Linked DNA regions of Homo sapiens: region 1 is linked to region 2. The links are chromatin contacts, found by Hi-C in ENCODE. All regions are on one chromosome and are shown on one strand. Each heading gives the region's core, a stretch centred on a gene start or an enhancer-like site at or near the end of the contact. The rest is flanking DNA. Distances are from core to core; before and after follow the strand shown. Region 1 holds the start of CCDC126 (coiled-coil domain containing 126). Region 2 has its middle 71 kb from the start of SP4.

Region 1 (6,557 bases), core at 207-2,706, 2.2 Mb after region 2:
TAGCAGGGACTATAGGTGCATGCCACCACAACTGGCTGACTTTGGTATTTTTTTGGGGGGTACAGATGGGGTTTTGCCATGTTGCCCAGGCTGGTCTTGAACTCCAGGCTCAAGCAATCCACTTGCCTCAGCCTCCCGAAGTGCTGAGATCATAGGCATGGGCCACCGTGCCTAGTCTATAATAAAGCTTGTTATCCGGTAGCACAAGTTTTCCTCCTCCCACTCCTTCTCCTCTTCTTTTTTTTTCTTCCTCCTCTTCCTCATGAATGCTTGTCTTTGCTCTTCCATAACATTTTGAATTAGCTTGTCAAGTTTCTCACACATACACAGAAATTTATTGAGATTTTGTTGGGAATTGCACTGGCTCTGTAGGTAGGTTTGGAGAGACTTGGCATTTTTCAGTATTGACTCTTCCAATTTATGAACATGTTACATCTTTATTTAGGTCTTCTTCAGTGTCTTCCAATGTTTTCTTCAGGCAGGTTTTGCATTTCTTTGATCGATTTATTCCTAGGTACTTGATATTTGTTTGGAGCTGTTGGAAATGGTATCTTTAAAAAAATTATCTTTTTTACTAGCATATATAAATAAATATTGATTTTTTAAAATATGATTTTTGTATCTATTAACCTTGTTAAAAACTTTTATTGTTAACAGTTTATCTGCAGATTGTTTTGAAGTGCCACAAACAATTTTTTTTTTTTTTTGAGACGGAGTTCTGCTCTTGTTGCCCAGGCTGGAGTGCAGTGGCGCGATATCAGCTCACTGCAACCTCCGCCTCCTGGGTTCAAGCAATTCTCCCGCCTCAGCTCCCCGAGAGGCTGGAATTACAGGCGTCCGCCACCTCGCCCTGCTAAGTTCGTATCTGTAGTAGAGACGGGGTTTCACCATGTTGGCCAGGCTGGTCTCGAATTCCCGACCTCAGGTGATCCTCCCGTCTTGGCCTCACAAACTGCTGGGATTACAGGCATGAGCCAACGGCGCCCGGCCTCCACGTACATAATTACATAATCTATGAAAAAATAATTTTGTTTCTTCCTATTTAATCTTCAATCCTTTTATTTTTCTTGCCTCACTCCACTGGCTAAGGACCTTTGGCTTCAATAATGGGTAGTCTCATCTGTAGCACACTTAATCATCACTAAGCTTTCCCAGCCTCAGGTCAATAGTATTAGGAGGTTGGTTCCTCACCGGAGGGTCGGGAACAAGACGCCAGAGCCCTTCTTCCAGCGCCTGCAGCGAGTTAAGGCCGAGGGTATGCCTCTGGCGGGCTCATCTTCCAACACAGAAGACCCCGCCGCCCTCTCTGGTTGCCGCGCAGCTGCGTCGTTCTGACCCAGGGTAGGTGCAGGGCGGCTGGAAGCACGTGCCGCCGCTTCCTCATTCTGGGACTACATCCCCCACAATGCCGCGCGCCGCGGGCGGCTGGCCCCCGAGTGCGGGAAGGGCCGGCAGGGAGGCGGAGCGGAAGCCGAGTGCGAGGGACGAGCGGAGTAAAATCTCCACAAGCTGGGAACAAACCTCGTCCCAACTCCCACCCACCGGCGTTTCTCCAGCTCGATCTGGAGGCTGCTTCGCCAGTGTGGGACGCAGCTGACGCCCGCTTATTAGCTCTCGCTGCGTCGCCCCGGCTCAGAAGCTCCGTGGCGGCGGCGACCGTGACGAGAAGCCCACGGCCAGGTAATGAGTAAGGGGCGAGTCCGCCAGCCGGGCCCGCACCTCTCGCGCGCCCCTCAGCCTAGCCGGCCGCTCCTCCCCCGCCGCGCCCCCGTCCCCGGTCCCCGCCCCGCTAGGGCCGCTGCTGCGGAAACCCGGCTTAGGAACGGGCCGGCAGCCTCCGGCCGCGGCCGGGAAGGCTCTTTGTCCCTTCCTTTGGGCCGCGTCTCTGCCCCTCCGCGTCTGACAGCCGCGGCGCCTCGGCTCGGGCGGAGAGCCGAGCGTGGCTGGGGCTGCGCGAGTCGAGCGGGGCGGGCTTGGTCCGGAGCTGCGGGATGTAGATCCCGGGCGGCACCGCACTCACTTCTTTTTCTGTTTTTGACAGCTCAGTTCTCTTCTACTTTGGGAGAGAGAGAAAGTCAGATGCCCCTTTTAAACTCCCTCTTCAAAACTCATCTCCTGGGTGACTGGTAAGGATGAACTTAAACTGCCGTGTTGATTGTTGACTGTGACGGTAATGAGAATGGCTCAGCCAGCTAGGGTTCGAATCCTGCCTGGGTTTCTCTCACTGCCTGCCTTGGTGATCTTGGTTACTTAAAGGCTCTAAGCTTGAGTTTTCTCATCCATCAAAACACACACCTGTAAGTGGTTAGAATTAGGAATATAGACCTATAACGTCATTAGTTCTTCATTTGATGAAAAGATCCTTTGTGATACTTTCATTAGCTATGACTGAAGTGACCGAAGTGGCCTCTGGACTTGAGTTTTGTGCTTTTGTTTGTTTAATCATCCTGGGTTGTGTGTTCTTCACTTTATCTTAAACCTAACCAAAGGATTCATTAAAATATGCCGTCTTCCTAATTTTTGCTGTTTTAAGATGGCTGAGAATGTTCTTAGGAAATTGATGACTCTGCTTTTCTGTGGATCAGCTTCAGAGGTACAAGTATTCACCTCTCCCCTCCCCCTCAGGTGTGTCCTTTGGGAATCCTTAGAGGCGCTAAGTGTTTGTTTCGTCAGAGTAGGCATCCAGGTATTTTACAGTCCTGCCTCTGGGCTTCACCATATTTAACCTGGGTCAACTTTTTTCTACATCTGTCTGCATCTTCTCACTGATTAATAATTTCTCACTCTAAAATGTGTTGCAAAAATACTTGTTTTGAGGAAAATGTTTCTATGTTGGTGTTATTTAGTGCAGTGTAGGACAGAGAGTAATGGCTACGGAAATAGGAGTCCTTAGTTTTGTCCTTGCTCTGTCACTATCTGTGTAACCTGAGATTACTTTGTGGTCCTCAATGTCCTCATCTCTAAAATAGTGAATTGGTCTGATTCCAAGGACTCTTCTAGCTCAGACTTTCAATGATAAAGGTTTTTAGAGGTTTTTTTTTAAATGTGGAAACAAAATTTGTGTAAACCCTTTTAGTCATTTGTGTTCTTAGTGTTTCTTCCTGCTTCAGGTCATATAATTCTTTCAAACTACCTTGAAAGAAGGAATACATTTAAGAGAACAAGAAAGCTGCCAGAAATAAGAATCTCTACCAGCCAGTTATCACTCTCTCATGAGCTGCACAGTTTCTCTGCATTTTTGACATGCTTTGTTCTCTTTCTCCCTACTCTGTATCTTTTGCTCATAGCCCCTATACCTGTTGTGCCTGATTCTTCATAACTTTAGCTTGTCAATCCCCTCATCCAACTTTATTATTTATTTTCATGACTTCTCCTTCAGCTCCTTCTGCCAACTGCCTGGTTTTCCCTGGGGCCTCTTTGTTTGAGGCCAGAGATGCTAGCCTAGTTGGCTTTGGAAGGGGAGGTGGGGACATGTGGCACAAAACATGATTGGCCACGGCTGTGACAGGTGAAGCTCTGTGATTGAAGTATCTAGTGCTGCATAGTGTGTGTCTATGTATATGTATATATATAGGTTTTGTTGTTTTTTTTTTTTGAGACAGAGTCTTACTCTGTCACCCAGGCTGTAGTGCAGTGGTGCTGGCTCACTGCAACTTCTACCTTTTGGGTTCAAGCAATTCTTGTACCTCATGCCTGGCTAATTTTTGTAGTTTTAGTAGAGACAGGGTCTCACCATGTTGGTCAGGCTGGTCTTGAACTTCTGACCTCAAGTGATCTGCCTATGTCAGCTTCCCAAATGGTGGGATTATAGGTGTGAGCCCTGGAGCCCGGCCTGCATAGTTTATTTTATTGCATATTTTAGTTTAGTTAGTTTAGTTTGAGACAGCCTTGCTCTTTCACTCAGCTTGGAGTGCAGTGGTGCGATCTCTGCACACTGCATCCTCTACCTCCCAGGTTCAAGCGATTCTTGTACCTCAGCCATCCAAGTAACTGGGTTTACAGGCATGCACCACCATGCCTGGCTAATTTTTGTATTTTTAGTAGAGATGGGGTTTCACCATGTTGACCAGACTGGTCTTGAATGCCTGACCTCAAGTGATCCGCCCTCTTCAGCCTCCCAAGGTGCTGGGATCACAGGCATGAGCCACCACGCCAGGCCATATTTTAAATTAAACTTTTACTGTAGCATAATGGTTAGTTTTCTTTTTGCCTTAACATTTTCTGTTTTTATCCCTGCCTCACTTTACCATTTTTCTTTTATCTGTTTTTGTAATATTCAGTGCTATTGTCTTCTATTCTGTCTCCCAAATGTGCCATCTAAAAATGATCTGATATCTTGACACTCATTATTTCCGTATCTTAGCTGGAATTTTAGTGTAGCTTCTCTCAAGGCAGTGCATTTTAAATCTTAGACCTTATTATGGAGCGAATGGCTGTGTTCTGTGTTAACCCCCCCCCCCCCACCACCATATTAGCCTCAGGCAGTGTTACATAGAGAAAATATTTTAGGAATGCCCCTTTTTCCCTGAAATTACATTCCGGGGTCAAGTCTGTGGAGGACTTTTTTTTGGGTCGTTTTTGGAGAGAACTATTTGAACCTCTGAGCTGTGGTGAACATACTGTGTCTTTTTGTAGTAAATCTATGCCTCTCTAGCTGAAATTCCTTTGGAGACTAATAGGCAGTAGTTCTTCTAGTACCTTTGGCTGAGTGAAAGCTTCTCTGCCTGCTAGTTGCTGCTATTGCTGTTGATAGTTACTTTAGCTATAGTTATAATGGCACAAAATGTAGAGCACTGAATAGATGCAAAAATGAGATTTGAATGAGAGATTTTAAGGTATGATTAGCCATCTATTTGTGTTTTTAATATTGCTGTTGCTATGTTTGCATAAAATACAAGGAAGTACTTCATGACAGATGACAGGGAGTGTGAAATGCAGTATTTTTTAAACTTTTTTGTTACAATCCGTAGTAAGAGATCTTTTTATAGCAAGACTCCATTGATGGCTGAGTATGGTTGTGTGCACCTGCAGTCAGTCCTAGCTACTAGGGAGGTAGAGGTGGGAGAATCATGTGGGCCCAGGAGTTTGAGACTGGCCTGGGCAACATAGTTAGATCTCATATCAATAATTAAAAAAAAAAAAAAAGACTCCATACACGTGTAACTGTGTGTGCATAGGCTGGACTCAGTGGCTCATGCCTGTAATCCCAGCGCTTTGGGAAGCTGAGGCAGGAAGATCGCCTGAGCTCAAGAGTTTGAGACCAGCCTGGGCAACATAGTGAGACCTTGTCGCTGCTAAAAATAAAATTTGTCAAGTGTAGTGGCACACACCTGTAGTCCCAGCTGCTTAGGAGGCTGAGGCAGGGGCAAGGGTGGGGGCCTCTTCAGTCTGGGAGATCAAGGCTCAGTGAGCTATGGCCACTGCATTCTAGCCTGGGCAACAGAGCCAGACCTTATCTCAAACAGCAACAACTGTGTATGCATGCATATGTCTGTATATGTAAAAATAAACTGGAAATTTAACAAAACAAAATTGGTAGTGTGTACGGTCTACTCTGATGGTTTCTATTTTATCTTGTGTTTTGAAAATTGCTCATTGCAAACTGTTGATTTTGTTCCCTGCTTTTGAAAAACAGTGGAGTCCTGTGCTGAAAGTTTGGATGCCTAACGTTTCTCTGTATGTTTGACTTTGAGTAGTCATTAATTCTCTTTGTGCTTCATTTTCCTTATCTTTATAATGAAGTTGTTCTAGTTTAAATATTTGCTGATTCTTTGTTTGATTTAATTAATTAATTAAATTTTGAGATAGAGTCTCTGTCACCCATAGCTCATTGAAACCTGGCACTCCTGGGCTTGTGTAGTAGTCCTCCTGCCTCACCCTCCAGAGTAGCTGGGACTACAGGTGCGCACCACCATGCCCGGCTAATTTTTATTTTTTTTTTGTAGTGACTGCGTCTTGCAGTGTTGCCCAGGATGGTCTTGTACTTCTGGCTTCAAGAAGTCCTCCCACCTCAACCTTGTAAAGTGCTGGGATTACAAGTGTGAACCACCATGCCCAGCCTGTTTTACTTTTCTCTGGAAATAATGTTGGACTAAAGACAAGCACATATCTTTATGTCTGTGGCTAGGGAGAAACCACTGAAAAATGGCTTAAATATTTGGTTGTTTACATATACATAGTGTGCTGTTTGTCAAGTAGCATAATGGAGCTTGGAATAGCACTTTTCTCCGAAGATCTTGTAAAGTGGAGTGGACATGTTAATGCCTGTAATAAATATACAAATTTAGAAAAAAAATTTATCCATGTTTTTCTACTTTTGTGTTTCTTAACAGGGAATATTTTGGAGTTTGAAAAATTATATTTAAAATGCTTAATACAAGTTTTAAGTAAATGCACTGACAGATTGCTACCTAGACCTTATTTCGTATCTGATCTTGCCACTGCCCCTTTCAGATTAGAGAACACCAATAAGAATATATTTTTCTTTGTAAACACCACCATATCAGATCATTACTATTCCTGTATATTACCAAATAGTGGAACTGCCATTTTCTTAA
Region 2 (6,601 bases), core at 812-3,311:
AAATCCAGATAAGTGATCATGCAAAGGATCGACTCATTTTTCTTTTCTTAGAGTAGAATGAGGCATACGAGTTCAATTATTGAACTTATTGAAATTACTTCCAATAAGTTCCTTCAAAATCCAAAGATATTAATGTCCAATCCTCCTTGACTAACTGCCCTCAGGGACTTTTACCAGCAGGCTATTCTTGACTATACGGGTGCCTAAGACATCGAAGATAAGTGTTGTTCTTAATCAAAATAAAACCACATTCAAGATTTCTGTTCATTCAAGTTACAATCTGTGCTGACAGGACACTAAACAAATACTTACTTTACACAATTGAATAATTGGAATACTAAAAATTTTAAAAGCATTAACCATCTGAATTTCTGAAGAAGGTGAAGAATATTCTAGATTTCTTTGGAAAAATTTCCCTCATTCACTTTCAGCCCTTTTGAATGCCCTCCCCTACATCTGGTCTCTACCTTTTTCCCTTTTGCTTCCTCCATATTCCATTCTTTGGTTTGGTTTGGTTTTGTTTTGTTTTGTTTTTTAGAGACCGGGTCTTGCTCTGTTACCCAGGCTGGTGTGCTGTGGTGCAATCATAGCTCACTGCAACCTGGAGCTTCTGGGCTCAAGCGATCCTCCCACCTCAGCCTCTCTAGTAGCTGCAACTACAGGCATATGACACCACACCTGGCTAATTTTTTTTTTTTTTTTCATTTTTTGTAGAGACAGGGTCTCCCTATCTCTAGGGCTAGGCTAGTCTCAAGCCATCCTGCCGCCTCATCCATTCTTTCTTCATTTGTTCTTCCTTTTCTCTTCCACCCATCATCCCTTCTTCCTGCCTCCTTCAATCGATTACTTGGTTAGTGTTTGTTGGGAAGTTAGTCAGTTCCAGGCAGTGGGCTAAACACAAACATGAAAAGATGGGGTCCTCGCTGTCGTCCTTTTCTGTTGTTGAGTAACAAATCACCCACAAATCTCGCAACTTAAACCAACACGCATTTATTACCTCCCCACTCAGTATACCAGAGAACAACCTGGTGTGGCAGGAATTTCTGCTCAGGGTCACCCATGGCCAGTATTCAGGTGTCAGCCGGGCTGGGAACTTAAGTGTAGGCTCTGAGGAGAAATCCACTTCCAAACCCATTCAGGTTATGACAGAGTACCCTACAGTTACAGGACTGAAGTGCTTTCCATCTGAGATCTGGGACCTGCCTCAGCTCTTTGAAGCCACTCACATTCCTTTTCCCATGGCTCCTCAATCTTTAAGCAGTAATAGTGCCAAATGACTATCGTGCTTCAAACCTGACTGCCTCTATTGTCATCAGCCAGAGAAAACTCCATTTTTAAAGATGTATGTTATTACATTGGGCCCACCAGGCTAATCCAGGCTGGTCTCCCTCTGTAACAAAACATAATCTCAAGCATGATAGCACATTCTGAAGTCCCAGGGACTCGGGAGGGACTTCACTGGGGGCCGCTTTAGAACTTCTGCCTACACATCTGCCATCAGGTGCTCACACAATACATACAAAAACAATAGCACTGCAATAAGATAATTGTACAAAAGAAAGTGCGGTAAACAAAATGTCACACATACATACAATGGAATACTATTCAGCCATAAAAAGGAAGAAAATTCTGACATGCTACAACATGGATGAACCTTGAGGACATTATGCTAAGTGAAATAAACCTATGATCCCACTTATTTGCAGTATCTAGAATAGGCAAATTCACAGAGACAGAAAACAGAATAGAGGTTTCCAGGCATTGGCGGGAAGAAGAATGAAGTTGTTGTTTGATAGTTATAGAGTTCTGTTTGGGATAATGAACGTGTTCTGGAAATGGATAGTGGTGACAGTCACACAGCATTGTGAACATACTTAAAAGTACTGAATCGTATACTTAAAAATGATTTACATGGTGAACTTCATGTTCTGTATATTTTACCACAATAACATAAAATTAAAGTGTTGAAAAAATAGACTGGAGGCATAAGAAAAGAACAGCATAACTTGCTTCCTGAAAGAGCAAAATGTCAGATTGGGCAGGAGATAAGATCAGATGGGTGTGGGTGAGAAGGGTGTGGACTGTGCGGTGGGAGGGACAATGTCATAATTTCAGTTCCCTTTTTGGTCACCACACAGCTAAGGTAACTTGATAATTTTGTCCAAACCTGCCTTCCTTTCTTGCACTAGCTGCCTGGAAAGCAAACCTTATTTAGCAATCACTAATAGTCCTAGAACTTTTGAGTGTTAATGATAGAGGTGTGAATCAAGTACCTGCTATTTATTAAGTGTCACGTTGGTGACCCCAAATTCACCTTGCTTCTAGGAAATAGAAAGAAGGAAACACAGAGACTGAGCACTATGCTGAGCACTGTGCTTCCTTACATAGCTTCAATGCTTCACAATGACAATGCAAGTTAAGTAGCCATGAAACTTGTTTTCCCCAGTTTTACCAATAAAACATTTGGGGTTGTGAAAGTCTGAATAATTGCCCGCATGTCAGGTAACAAAGAAAAGAAAGTACCTTCCCACCTGAGGGTCTTGTAATATGCTGTTCCCTCTACTTGGAATGCCTATCTACTTTCTCAACCTGTCACCACCACCACCATCATCTACACACACACACATCTGCTTAACATTCTGTATCTAATTCCTACCCATTAGTAAGCAAGGCTACCATATTCAGCTTTATAGATTGTGTGCTGCAAGAGTCCCAGGAGCACCATTCACGTAGACCACAATGTAAAAATGCCCTTGGAGTTGTGCAGTGCCCAACCTGCACAAACATACATGGCAAACCTCAGTCTCTCTCTCTTTTTTTTTTTTTTTTTTGGAGATGGAGTCTCGCTCTGTCACCCAGGCTGGAGTGCAGTGAGGCAGTGATGCAATTTCGGCTCACTGCAACCTCCGCCTCCTAGGTTCAAGTGATTCTTCTGCCTTGGCCTCCTGAGTAGCTGGGATTACAGGTGCCTGCCGTCATGCCCAGCTAACTTTTGTATTTTTAGTAGAGATGGGATTTCACTATGTTGACCAAGTTTGTCTCAAACTCCTGACCTCAAATGATCTGCCAGCCTCGGCCTCCCAAAGTGCTGGGATTACAGGCATGAGCCACTCTGCCCTGCCTATACATGGCAAACCTCTCTCAAAGTTTTGGCTTAGGTGTACTTCTATAGGTGGGCCGGGTTAGGTCTTCTCTCATATGCATCTGTATTCTTCTTTAAAGTATCTAGTACAAGCCCACTTAAATAGTTATTTGCATAATTAATATTTTATATATGACTTCCCTGCTAAACTGCAAGTTCAACAAAGGGAGAAATCACATCTGCTTAACTCTTTTTGAACAAAGAAATAAGATAGAGCTGGGTTTGTGTGAGTTCAAAGCAAGGATCTTCCAACTGTCACTTACTGGTGCCTGTGACTGATGCAGAAAAAGATATGGAACCCAGAGAATAATGTACTAACTCTTTCAAACTTAACTCTTGCTATTGTTCCTTCTTTCTGTAACATGTTAGATTAAGTTTGTTTTTTGTTTTTTGGGTTTTTTTGCAATTTTGATAAGGTGTCCATCATGGTGTTTAACATGCCTATATTATCTGCTAAGGGGGCATTCTACAGAGCCACATTTTATACTAGGTAACTTTACTGAATTGAATAGTGTCCCCCCAAAATTCAAGTCTGCTTGGAACCTCAGAAATGGGACCTTATTTGGAAATAGGGTTTTTGCATGTATAATTAGTTAAGACAAGGTCACCATGGATTAGGTTGCCCTAAATCCCATGATTGGTGTCTTAATAGAAGAGGAGACAGAGATCCAGGTACAACAACATTGGGGAAGGAAGACAGGAGGGAAGGAAGGGAAAGAAGGAGGGAAGAAGGCCATGTGATGACAGAGGCAAAGACAGGAGTGACGCAAGCTAAGGAACAAGACTTGTCAGCAACCACCAGAAGCTACAAAGAGGCAACAAAGGACTTCTCCAGAGCCTTTGGACAGAGAATGGTGCTGCCTACAATTGGATTTTGGAGTTCTAGCCTCTGGAACCATGAGAAAATAACTTTCTGTTGCTTTAAGCCACTCAGTTTCTGGTACTTTGCTAAAGCAACCCTACTTAGGATCAAAATAATCCTAGGTGCTATAGCAAATAAACCTCCAATTGTTAGTAGCTTAGTGATAGAATTTGAGACTCAGCAGTTATAACCTACAGTAGGTGTTCCAGGTATATTGGTGGCTGTTCTCCACATGGTGATTCAGTGATCCAGGCTTTTTAAATCTTGTGTTTCCACCACTTTCTAGGGCCCCTTTGTCTATGGAAACGGGAAAAGAGAGTTTAGAACACATATTAGCTGTTTAAGTTGTCTTGACTTAGACGTGACAAAAATTTCTGCTCACATTCCATTGTCAAGAACTGGTTAAATGGCCCCACTAGATAAAAGAGTAAATACAGGTGCTTTTGAGTGATAATTCTATATTGTGGAAGGGGAACACACATTTTGCTGGGCAATTTGCCATCTCTACTACACTGCCCTCCCAACCTCAGTTGATGTGGTCAGCCTGAGGAGTAACTTCATGCTTGGCATCAAACAATGAGCTTGATTAATCATATTCTCTTTTTTTGGAATTTTGTTTTAGAACTTTAGAGAGAAGATCAGCTGTGGTGGCCTCACACCTGTAACCCCAGCACTTTGGGAGGCTGAGGCATGCAGATCACTTGAGGTCAGGAGTCCGAGACCAGCCTGTCCAACATGGTGAAACCCTGTCTCTACTAAAAATACAAAAATTAGCTGGGCATGGTGGTGTGTACCTGTAGTCCCAGCTACTCAGGAGGCTGAGGCAGGAGAATCGCTTGAACCCAGGAGGCAGGGGTTGCAGTGCGCTGAGATTGCGCCACTGCATTCCAGCCTGAGTGACAGAGTGAGCTCTGTCTCAAAAAATAAAAAAAAAAGAACCTCAGAAAGAATTTAGCTCTTAATAGCTCTCTTATGTTACAGTTTTGGGTTTGAATTTTTTAACCTCTTGCCTCAACCTCTTCCCAATTCCTGGGATCAGAGACTGTACCTGATTCATCTTTATACCTGACAAAATGTCTCACCCAATGGTTTACAGATGGCAGGATTTCACACATATTAGTGTATGCATGCCTATATGAATGTATGAATTAGGAAGCATTAAGAGTAAAAAGTTATGGTACTATAATTTTAATGTAGGTGATCTAAGTGACCATACTCAACTGTACTTAAAACATTATTTTATGGGGCTTGTACAGTGACACTTCTCCATTTGTAAAGAAATCAGTCACCAGATTCTAATTTTCTTCGTTTGCCATGCTCTGTATTCAACAGTGCAGGAGAACTGTGTGTCAGAGGAAGTGATCACTCTCTATTTACATGCAACTTACTCAGGTTTTTGCACAACAGTTTGCCATTTGTCAATACTAACATGTCCTCAGCAAACAGCCACATTGGATGAATTATGGTTTTCTTCTCACACTCAGAGCAGCAGTAACCCACGGCCACGTCTAGTTAGAGCCTACAGTCGTTAACCATCATTACAAGAGACTCGGCCTTAACACAAAAACATTTCAGCAGCTCTTTGGCAAAAGGCTAAAATATCTGGGTTACTCAATGTCATATCCAATTTTGTGCACTTCTGTGGGATTGCTGGAAGCAAAGTGAAGTTATTGGGGCCTGTGAAGTACAATAAATGGACTCCTAGACAAGCTCCTTCAATGTCAGGGAACTGGGTATGTGTGTTATGAAATTAAATGTATATAGATTTATATACAGATGTTTATACTGTTGTAAATCAAGATATATTCTTTCTTAGCTAAATTGGGATTTGCTTATAGATCTGCTCTTTTCCCCACAGAAGAGGTTGAGCTTTGTTTGTTTTCTTCCCCTCAAGAGCAGCACCGTATGATGCCACATAATTCCTAGAGATATCAGAAAGTAATCTTCTCTGTTCCCTTATGAGTGTCAAGAGCTAATCCCTGGGGGAAAGGGAAGAATTTTTGAGATTTATCTGCTGTCTTTTTTAAACACTTTGCAAGTGAATTATTGCAATCTGCATGGGGCACTCAAAATGACAACTCTCACTAAACACTAACCACCATTCAATTGCTGAAGAAGAGGGCAAAGAAATATGACCAGTATAAAATGGGAGTCCTTTTCTTGAAGCCAAGAGAAGAAGTTCATATAATTGTTCAATTCTGCCACAAGTCATTACATTGGAAGTGAAAAATTTAGTCAAAGAAGCGACAGAGTTAAATGGGGGTATCTGACATGTTTTATTTTCACCAGTAGGACTGACAAATTTTAAAAGGATTAGATGGCTGAGATATCTTCTGGTCAGGAAGTCTCCTTGAACAGGAAAGAGAAAATTTAGGTTGTCAGTCTTAGATACTTTTTGTCACTACCTCTATACTTTAAAATCTATAACCAAGGTGAATCTAAAGGATAATTTTAAATGGTCCTTGGTGGAACAATACTGGTGGTCTCTTTTTCTATGCCATGTAAAGGGAGGGAAATTTGCTCTTACCTGCCCAGTAGAAATAGCCCAACCATTCCTGCAATTAAAAATGAGAAAATTTAGCCTGCTTTCAGTGTCA

The links. Hi-C counts contacts between places; a loop is a spot of excess contacts on that map. Pooled maps may share reads with other maps.
Region 1: a pooled map shows a loop between it and region 2 (7-fold over the local background). The contact joins the promoter of CCDC126 here to the enhancer-like site in region 2. A Hi-C loop is called at or near these places in 3 of 37 single-sample maps with no recorded cell type and 6 of 50 pooled maps.

Annotation. Positions count from the first base shown.
Region 1 is chr7:23,595,926-23,602,482 of GRCh38, forward strand. It overlaps CCDC126 (coiled-coil domain containing 126), which reads left to right and starts at 1,457. Exons shown (of 4, transcript NM_138771.4): 1 at 1,457-1,680; 2 at 2,042-2,126. It overlaps LOC105375187 (a long non-coding RNA gene), which reads right to left and starts at 1,400. Exons shown (of 2, transcript XR_927098.2): 1 at 1,192-1,400. RefSeq lists a silencer at 1,699-1,938.
Region 2 is chr7:21,353,435-21,360,035 of GRCh38, forward strand. No RefSeq gene overlaps it. Among named protein-coding and RNA genes, the nearest start is that of SP4, 71 kb to the right of the region's middle. RefSeq lists an enhancer at 1,922-1,971. Within about 2 kb of position 2,062, at least 5 of the 41 ENCODE cell types and tissues checked have a DNase peak (open chromatin) inside an H3K27ac peak, as active enhancers do.